Linked DNA regions of Homo sapiens: region 1 is linked to region 2. A link is a contact called in ENCODE Hi-C or POLR2A ChIA-PET data. All regions are on one chromosome and are shown on one strand. Each heading gives the region's core, a stretch centred on a gene start or an enhancer-like site at or near the end of the contact. The rest is flanking DNA. Distances are from core to core; before and after follow the strand shown.

Region 1 (4,483 bases), core at 1,191-3,690, 1.1 Mb after region 2:
ACCACGGTATCCAGAACAAGCATTGGGCGCTCAGTAAATATATGGTGAATGAGGTAGGAATGAATTGACTACAGGCATAGGGTTTTGCATACATGACTATTAAGGTAGTAACCATCACTTCTCAAATGTATCTAAGCACAAAAGGGGTAAATATACAAGCTTCTCAGAGAAACCGTGTTAGTTGGTTATTTGAGACAGCCTGGTTATTGGGAGGCAGTGTGCAAACTGCATAATATTGTTCATTCATCTTAGCTGAAGGAACAAACAAGGAGACCAGGATTTTAATCCTGACTCTGCTACTGGAAGTCACCCAGGCTCTCAAGGTCTTAGATTTTTCCACCTGTATAAGAGGTTAGTCTACGTGATGGTTGTAAACTCATTCTACTTGCTCATCACTTTCTAACATCCACTTGCTGAATATACATTTGTTCAATGAAGATCATCTCCAATGGACAATGGATTCAGGAAGTAACTTACTCAAGGTCACAGGATCAGGAAAGAGAGCCCAGATCTCCTTCTACACCAGTCTAATACTCATACTTTCCAAGATCCTTTTCGGTTCAAAATGGTGTGATACTATTCTTCTCTTCCAAGTTCAAGAACTCTATAATCATTTATCTTATCAAATAATCTTGCCTGACTCCCTTAAATCATGAGACAGGAAGAAACAACTATTTCCACATCATTAACCTAGAGAATCAAAAGACGTGAAGAGGCCAGGTGTGGTGGCTCACACCTGTAATCCCAGGACTTTGGGAGGCCAAGGCAGGCCGATTACTTGAGGTCAGGAGTTTGTGACCAGCCTGGTCAACAGGGTGAAACCCCGTCTCTACTAAAAATACAAAAATTAGCCAAGCATGGTGGTGCACACCTGTAATCCCAGCTACTCGGGAAGCTGAGGGCAGGAGAGTCACTTGAACCCAGGAGGCAGAGTTGCAGTCAGCCAAGATTGCGCCATTGCACTCCAGCCTGGGTGACAGAGCAAGACTGTCTCAAAAAAAAAAAAAAAAAAAAAAAAAAAAAAAAAAGATGTAAAGAGATAATTAGGTGCAAATCCTTTCCCTTAGCCCGGAATTGAGATCAGAAATATTTTCTTTCAGATAAATGATGATTTTACTTTAAACCATATGGTTTCAATTTAAGCAATGTGATGAAAAATAAGTTCAAGTTTAAATTTAAGCAATGTGATGAAAAATAAGTTCAAGTACCACAAGCTTCCTGAGAGTACAACGCATAACAACTCGTAAAATTCTATTATCAAAGTTGCGCCACTTGATCCAAAAGGAATTCACAAAGTTAAATGTGAAAGGTTGACAGAGAATGTCTACAGATGCTTGCTTGATTTTTATTAACAAAGTACACATTTGACATTGAACCTCTGAGTATAACACCTTCCCAGGGCTGTCAAGTTAGAAGTGAAAAAATCATCTGGCAGTCAGTCAGCTTTCTAGATAGCTCCTAACAGGGGAGTCAAGGTCAAACTGGAGTCTCCTTATCCTCCCATATTTGACAAGCAACTTATTGTGAGGCTCAAAATATTCGTACTGCATTCTGACAAACAGAAATAATTGCACCGTGGTTCATAAAGTTCTGTGAGGGCAGGCTGACATAAACAAGAACTGAGTGGTGGTAGGGCCCATGCTTCTGCCACAGCACTTCGGTGACACTCTTGAGAATCAGAACTTTCACCTACTTTCTACCAGCTTTATCATCTATCAAATGAGAAAAACCACCTCATTCCTACGATTACAGGAATCAAATAATATTATGAAGAATTAAAACAGGCCTCAAATCTTGTGCAAAGGTGAGAGACTATTATTATATTATTTACTACGTATGGGCCCAGAAGACCGCCCCCCTCCCCGACATTCCACGTTCCGCAGGGTCCTCAAAAGGTGGTACAGGGTCCTAGTTTCTTCTCCAGACTCCAGGCCTGGCAACCGTAGATGCTGTCATGCCTCTGTTGCTAAGAGATGGGAAGTGAGGCCTCAGGAACTGGGCCTAGAAGACTCAACAACGACCGCGCCCCCTAGTCACCTTGTCCTCACCTTGAGGAATGGAAACACACCCCACGGGAGCAGGCAATGCTGTCCTCAAAAAGAAGAAAGAGGTGCCTCCGCTCTTCACCCGGCCGCCGCTGCTTGGGCCCACGCTTCTTGCGAGGCAGGGACAGGGCCAGGAAAGCTGACTGTGCCGGGGACGCCTTGACCTAGGGCACCAGAGAAGCGGGCACGGGTGCCGGGCCCACAACCGGGACAGGTACACGAGAAGTTGGCCCCAGGTTGGGCCCGCCTCGCCCTGCCTCGCCCACAGCCGCCGGCACAGTAGGAGGCACCCCGCCCCCGTGAACCCAGAGGTCCCTGAGCTCGCTCACCTGCAGCCGAGTCACCAGTAGGCTGTAGGGCGCCATTTTGTGCACTGACAAAGATGAGGTCGCATTAAAGTGACGTCCCACACGGCGCCTTTAAAGCCTTTGGGCAGGGGCGTGCCCGGAAGAGTGGGGCGTCACGGTGAAGGCGAGGCCTCCCTAGAGGCGCCAGAACCCTGTGAACGCAATGGGCGGAGCTCACGTGCAACGAACAGACACGCAAGAGGAAATCGGACTGCCCAAAGACACTTGCAGAAATAGATACCAAGCACAAAGATGTTTTACCCAAGAACAAATTTTAGTTATCTCCGCCATCCAAATCTGGGAGAGTTTTTAAGAGTTTCATGCACCTGCCAGGACCTGGCCGCCCAGCAGCGACAAAAACTCGCGCGAGAGCAAGACGGGCCTGGTGCAAGGATTGTAAACTGACGGAAGCTTAGAGAACCAATCACAGCGACGTGGAGGCAGGAACAATGGGGGTTAAAGGTCGGACGGAAGTTCCCGAAGCTTCCGGTGGCCGGCTTAGTTAGGAGCTATGGCTAAACATCATCCTGATTTGATCTTTTGCCGCAAGCAGGCTGGTGTTGGTGAGACTGCGCCCTACCCCTGGCTGTCTGGGCAGGGGTGGTATTAGGAGCTGGGGGGTCGGGGGTTCCCGTCTCTTCCTTAGGGGCTTGCCTCGCAGGCGCCACGTTTCCCGCCTCTCAGGCGCGGGGTGTTGTAGGAGCGCGCAGGTTTGTGGCCTCTGATGAGAAGAGGGCGGGGGTGCGCGTGCTGGGAGCCCCAGGCAGGTATCGGGGGGTGGGGTCTGAACCAGGTCCAGAGAAACTCTGAGCTTGCCCAGGGCGTTGGAGGAGATTCAGGAGGGTGCTTGGATGTAGGTTTGGTTCATATGGAAATTTGTAATGATAAAATGGCTATCCGCAGGTCTCACTCACTGCAGTCCTTACTCATGTCCCTACCCCCAGCTCGAGGATGTACTTCTCCTCTTTCTCAAAACCTTTATTCTAATTGTACTTTTTACCATCTTTCATCTTGCAGCCATCGGAAGACTGTGTGAAAAATGTGAGTGGAACACACCGTCCCAACAACCCACCCTTCCCACTCCCAGTTTTCTGTGGAACCAGCAAAAGTGCCACAAAGAGGGCTTTGAGTAGATGTGCCTGGAAGTATGTGAACACTGAATGCTGCACTTTAGCCAAAGGCCCCTCTAACTCCCCACTGCCGCTTGCACATTTAACGCTGTATCTCTCTAGTTTTCAACGGGAAGAATCGCCAGAGTAGCATGACCCCTCCCCAACACACAGCACTTTGCCAGCAATTATACAGGCTTATCATCTCCGAGGTGCTTTTCTAAGCTCTTCACATATGTTAATTGGTAAACTTTTGTATGTGTTGAGGGGCTTGAGATGGACACTGGGGAAACCAAGTTTTGTGATGCCAAGAGGAGGGCCCTAAAGTCACTGTCAAAAGGAGACTAGTGTATTTCCCAGGAGACTAGTATATTTCCCCATGGCAGGAGATAGCAGAGGACTGAAGAACTTGTGAGCATGACTCCATTCTCTTCCTTACAGGTGATGGCAAGTGTGTGATTTGTGACTCCTATGTGCGTCCCTGCACTCTGGTGCGCATATGTGATGAGTGTAACTATGGATCTTACCAGGGGCGCTGTGTGATCTGTGGAGGACCTGGGGTCTCTGATGCCTATTATTGTAAGGAGTGCACCATCCAGGAGAAGGACGTAAGTGTACAGCTTTCCATCTGACCTTTCCTCCTTTTGTTTAGTAACACTTTGCCATCCACTGCAATCTCCTATGGTCTATGGAGATTACTGTGTTCATCTAGTCATCTAGGTTATAATTTCTTCAAGTTCTGTGAGTCAAACTGGGTGTAGTCCAATAAAAGGCAGTTATTTTGCATCAAGGGGAAGAATGCAAGGGAAGCAAATCTTTGTCAAGACCAGCAATTTGGAGAGCCCTCTCATTCATGTCTCTGTGGTTATTCTTATTCAGAAATGACATCCGGCTGGGCGTGGTGGCCCACACCTGTAATCTCAGCACTTTGGGAGTCCAAGTTAGGAGGATCACTTTAGTCCAGGAGTTAAAGACCAGCCTG
Region 2 (4,366 bases), core at 1,867-4,366:
CTGTACGGGAAGCATGGCTGCATCTGCTTCTGGGGAGGCCTCAGGGAGCTTTGACTCATGGTGGAAGGCGAAGTGTGAGGGGTCACTTCACATGGTGAAAGCCTGACCAACAAAGTGGGGGGTGAAGCAGCCACCCATTTTTAAACAAACAGATCTCGCGAGAACTCGCGATCGCAAAGACGCAAAGACGGCGCCAAGCCATGAGGCCCCCATGATCCAAACACTTCCCACCAGGCCCCACCTCTAGCACTGGGGATTACAATTTAACATGCGATTTGGGCGGAGACAAATACTCAAACTCTATCACCAGCCATCCCTGCTGAGATGCCGGACTCATCTGCTGAGATGCTGCGATGTGAGTGAAGTGACTTGGAACCTTTAGTGCAGCCCATATGCCAGCTGAATACCATCAAATGCCCTCAGTCAGTGCCACAGGGAGAAACAAAATCTCCTAGCAGAGCATTGCCCAAATTCCTGACCCATGAAATACATGGGCAGTGGTAATTATAAAGAAAGTGGAGTTAATTGATCGAGTGGCATCAGTGGGCTGAAGGAAGAAAACAACAGGCCTCAGGACAGCCATTTATCAACTTATAGCCCAAGGTGAAAATCAGGAGGGGCTTCCAGAGACGTGTTTAAAGACAGGTCACATTGTGCTGATAAAGGCCTAGAACCTGATGAGAACTGTGGAGTTTGAATCAGGGCAGATGAACGGCTGTGCTAAGTGCTGTGCTCCAGTCAAGGAGCACAGAAGTGAAGGAGCGGACACTGTCACCTAGGGCAGGGAACGTCTGGATAGATGGGCTCAAGAGTCTTGAATTCTAGGCTGGGTGCAGTGGCTCACACCTGTAATCTCAGCACTTTGGGAGGCCGAGGTGGGCAGATCATCTGAGGTCAGGAGATCAAGACCAGCCTGGCCAACATGGTAAACCCTGTCTCTACTAAAAATACAAAAAAGTAGCTGGGTGTGGTGGCACATGCCTGTAATCCCAGCTACTTGGGAGGCTGAGGCAGGAGAATTGCTTGAACCCGGGAGGTGGAGGTTGCAGTAAGCTGAGATGGCAGCACTGCACTCCAGCCTGGGTGTCAGCAGAGTGAGACTCCGTCTCAAAAAAAAAAAAAAAAAAAAAAAAAAAAGGCTTATGCCTGTAATCCCAGCACTTTGGGAAGCCGAGGTGGGCGGATCACAAGGCCAAGAGATCGAGACTATCCTGGCCAATATGGCGAAGCTCTGTGTCTATCAAAAATAAGAAATTTAGCTGGTCATGGTGGTGCACACCTGTAATCCCAGCTACTCAGGAGGCTGATGCAGGAGAATTGCTTGAACCCAGGAGGCGGAGGTTGCAGTGAGCGGAGATCGCGCCACTGCACTCCAGCCTGGCGACACAGCGAGACTCCATCTCAAAAAAAAAAAAAAAAAAGTGATGTTGTGTGGCCAGTCCTGATATCCATCGAGATGGCTCCTTGAAGCGTGGAAGCAATACATGAGAGGGAGATAACAGAACGATGGTGGCAGGGCACTGAGAAGGAGCCAAAGGCCTCGGGGAGGGGGATGTGCAGGCACAGATTTATTATGCAACATCTGAGAAGCCAGATGACCGTATTTCTGGAGGGTTCACCAGAGACTGCTTTGACTAGTGGGGGGTCTAGGCATCAATGGGCAATCGGCATGGCCGTCCTCTGAGGCCAGGGTAGAAGAGGGCAAATAGGACTGGAGCCGGGCTCGGAAAGGTCAGCAGGAGATAGGATTCCAGAGAGCAGAGGTTCGGTTGATGTGACTGTCAGAACAGGAGCAAGGCCAGAGTGGCTGCCAGGGATCCTGGGCGCACAGGAGTCTCTGGTGAATGCTAGTAGACCACGGTATTCCCAGGGGCCACGGAAGCCCCAACACTGCTTGACTGCGCTAAGCAAAGAAAGATCAAAAACAAAAAACGAGCGAACAGGACAGTAATGGCAGCTGCTGATGGAAAATCCCAACCCCTCATCCAGTTTCCAGGCCTAAGCTAGGCCTCAGAACCAGAGGTCACTGACTGAAAGGGAGGCTGGGTCCCCTCCAGACCACAAATATTTGCAGTAGTAGGCTCCTAATCTTTCCCCAAAGGGGCCGACAGCATTTCCAAGAAGCAACTGTACACTGGGAAAAGAGAAATAGTAGATACATCAAGGGCTGGCGGGTACACAGTCTGAGAGGCCCTTTGGAGTCCAGAAAAGTGGAGTCCTTGGACTTCATTTCTCCCCTATCTACACTTGCTCCCTTGGCGATCACACCCTCTCATAACTTTCTTTTTTTTTCTCTTTCTTTTTTTTTTGAGACAGAGTCTCGCTCTGTTGCCCAGGCTGGATTGCAGTGGGGCGATCTTGGCTAACTGCAATCTCCGCCTCCTGGGTTCAAGCGATTCTCCTGCCTCAGCCTCCCGAGTAGCTGGAATTACAGGCATGCACTACCACGCCCGGCTACTTTTTGTACCTAGTAGACACGGGGTTTCACCATGTTGGCCAGGCTGGTCTGGAACTCCTGACCTCAAGTGATCCGCCCCCCTCGGCCTCCCAAATTGCTGGGATTACAGGCATGAATCACCGCACCCGGCTCCTCTCGTAACTGTCAATAACCTATCCATGGCCAGTCCCGTGTGTATTGCTCCAGGCCTGACATCTCTGATGTTCAGTCTGTTCAGTCTCATATCTAAGTGCCCACCTGACATGTCCCCTGAGTGGCCTAATGGGCATCTCACCACGGCTCACAGAGAACTGATCTACTCCATTTTCACCCCCAAGCAGGCCCCTCTCCTGCAGTCTTCCCATCTCAGTCAATGGCAACACCATCCTCTTAGTTGCTCAGACTGAAAACCTAGCAGCCATCCTGGATTTCTCTCACACTGCCTATTCAACGTGTGAATGCATGAGTGGAAAGCTGAGTTCGCACTCGTGACTGGCCGGGGTCAACTCTGACATTCGCTCCCACTTTCGCGCGCTGATTTATCTCTGAGCGGATGAAGGTTGGGCCATGGCGGGCGGGGCCGGGGAGGCGGGCTTGGAGTGAGGGGGCGGGGCAGGCGCCACGAAAACGCGCTCGCGCCGGCGCCGAACCGCAACTCCCGGCGGCCCCCGCGCTCCCGGGTGGCAAGATGGTGGCGCGCAGGAGGAAGTGCGCCGCGCGGGACCCGGAGGACCGTATCCCCAGCCCACTGGGCTACGCAGGTGAGGGGCTCCGGGACGCGAGACCGGGGGCGGTCAGGCATCGCCGGGAGGTGTTTGGGGGTTGGCGACGGCCGGGGGTCCCCAGGAGCGGCCGCACGGTTGGGTGTGAGCCCCGGTGGCCCGTGGCCCCAGGCTCCGCAGGTCTTGAGGCTCCGGGGTCCCGAGGACCCAGGCGGCGCCCTTCTGCCTGCTCACTCTCCCGGGGCGAGCCCAACTTGGTCCACGCTTCCCTTGGGTGAGCCCGCCTCTGTCCACACTCTCACCCAGGACAAACCCATTTCCGTCCACACCCGCTCGTCCAGGTGAGCCCATCCCCTTCTCATCGCCTCTGCTCCTAGTCCATCCCCCATCAGCTCTTACCTGGGCTGTTATAGGCCCTCCTACTCGGTTGCCCTCCTTCTCCTCTTGCCCCTGCTTCTGTTCTCCACCCACGTGCCAGAATGTTCTTTTAAGGACATTTAGATTCGATCATGTCTGCCGCGCCCACGATAGGCGCCACACCTACTGCATTCCCTCCAGTGGCTTTATCAGGTAGCTTCTAAAACAAAAACCAGACTTCTTAACCTGTGTGGGCCACGTGGTCTGGCTGGTGCCGACCTAAAGCTCTTTCTGTTCCTCTGAGGGAACATGCTTTTTCCCCCCTCTGGGTTTTTGCACGTGCTGTGCCGGTTTGTTGCACAGTGGCGTTCTGGCCTGAGCTTTAATGTTGCTTCCTCAAAGAGGCCATCCGTGATGGCCTATGGAAAGAAGACCTCTGCCACCCCATCACCCTGTAATGTTTCTTTCACAATTGATACAAGTTTGCTGTATGCTTGTTAATTGTCTTCTCCGTTATTGCAACTGAGCTTCCTGAGTTCAGGGACCGCAGCTCTACGCCAACCGGTACTGTGACGGAGGTGTGAGAAAAATAGAAGCAGTTCCTAGCTTTATGAGGATTACAGTCATGGGTGTGCCAGCGATTAACCAAAGAATCTCATCAATATAGCCTCCAGACTGTTAAGAGAAGCTGTGAAGGCACAGGCAGTGGGATCTGAGCTGGCAGGAGGGGCGGAGGTGATGCTAAGGCTCTCCTGAGGAAGCGAGGTTTGAGCTAAACCTGAGGTGAGCGGGAGGGAAGAGGGTGACACGCCAGGTAGAGAGGCCAGCATGTGTGAGGCCCTGGTGTACC

What was found. Hi-C counts contacts between places; a loop is a spot of excess contacts on that map. ChIA-PET counts read pairs that join two places held with the same protein, here RNA polymerase II (POLR2A). Pooled maps may share reads with other maps.
Region 1: a loop to region 2 is called in a pooled map, with 6 times the contacts of the local background. The contact joins the promoter of ACO2 here to the promoter of RRP7A in region 2. A Hi-C loop is called at or near these places in 5 of 50 pooled maps. POLR2A ChIA-PET finds 5 or more read pairs at or near these places in 2 of 52 experiments (GM12878 and H1).

Annotation. Positions count from the first base shown.
Region 1 is chr22:41,467,074-41,471,556 of GRCh38, reverse strand. ACO2 (aconitase 2) reads right to left here and starts at 2,440. Exons shown (of 18, transcript NM_001098.3): 1 at 2,375-2,440. The coding sequence starts at 2,410. It overlaps PHF5A (PHD finger protein 5A), which reads left to right and starts at 2,865. Exons shown (of 4, transcript NM_032758.4): 1 at 2,865-2,955; 2 at 3,410-3,433; 3 at 3,943-4,109. The coding sequence starts at 2,904. RefSeq lists enhancers at 1,773-2,334, 2,335-2,896, 2,466-3,135.
Region 2 is chr22:42,518,546-42,522,911 of GRCh38, reverse strand. It overlaps RRP7A (ribosomal RNA processing 7 homolog A), which reads left to right and starts at 3,116. Exons shown (of 7, transcript NM_015703.5): 1 at 3,116-3,198. The coding sequence starts at 3,126. LOC124900479 (a long non-coding RNA gene) reads right to left here. Exons shown (of 3, transcript XR_007068117.1): 1 at 3,559-4,366. RefSeq lists enhancers at 1,915-2,209, 2,735-2,794 and silencers at 2,975-3,034, 3,055-3,224, 3,235-3,364.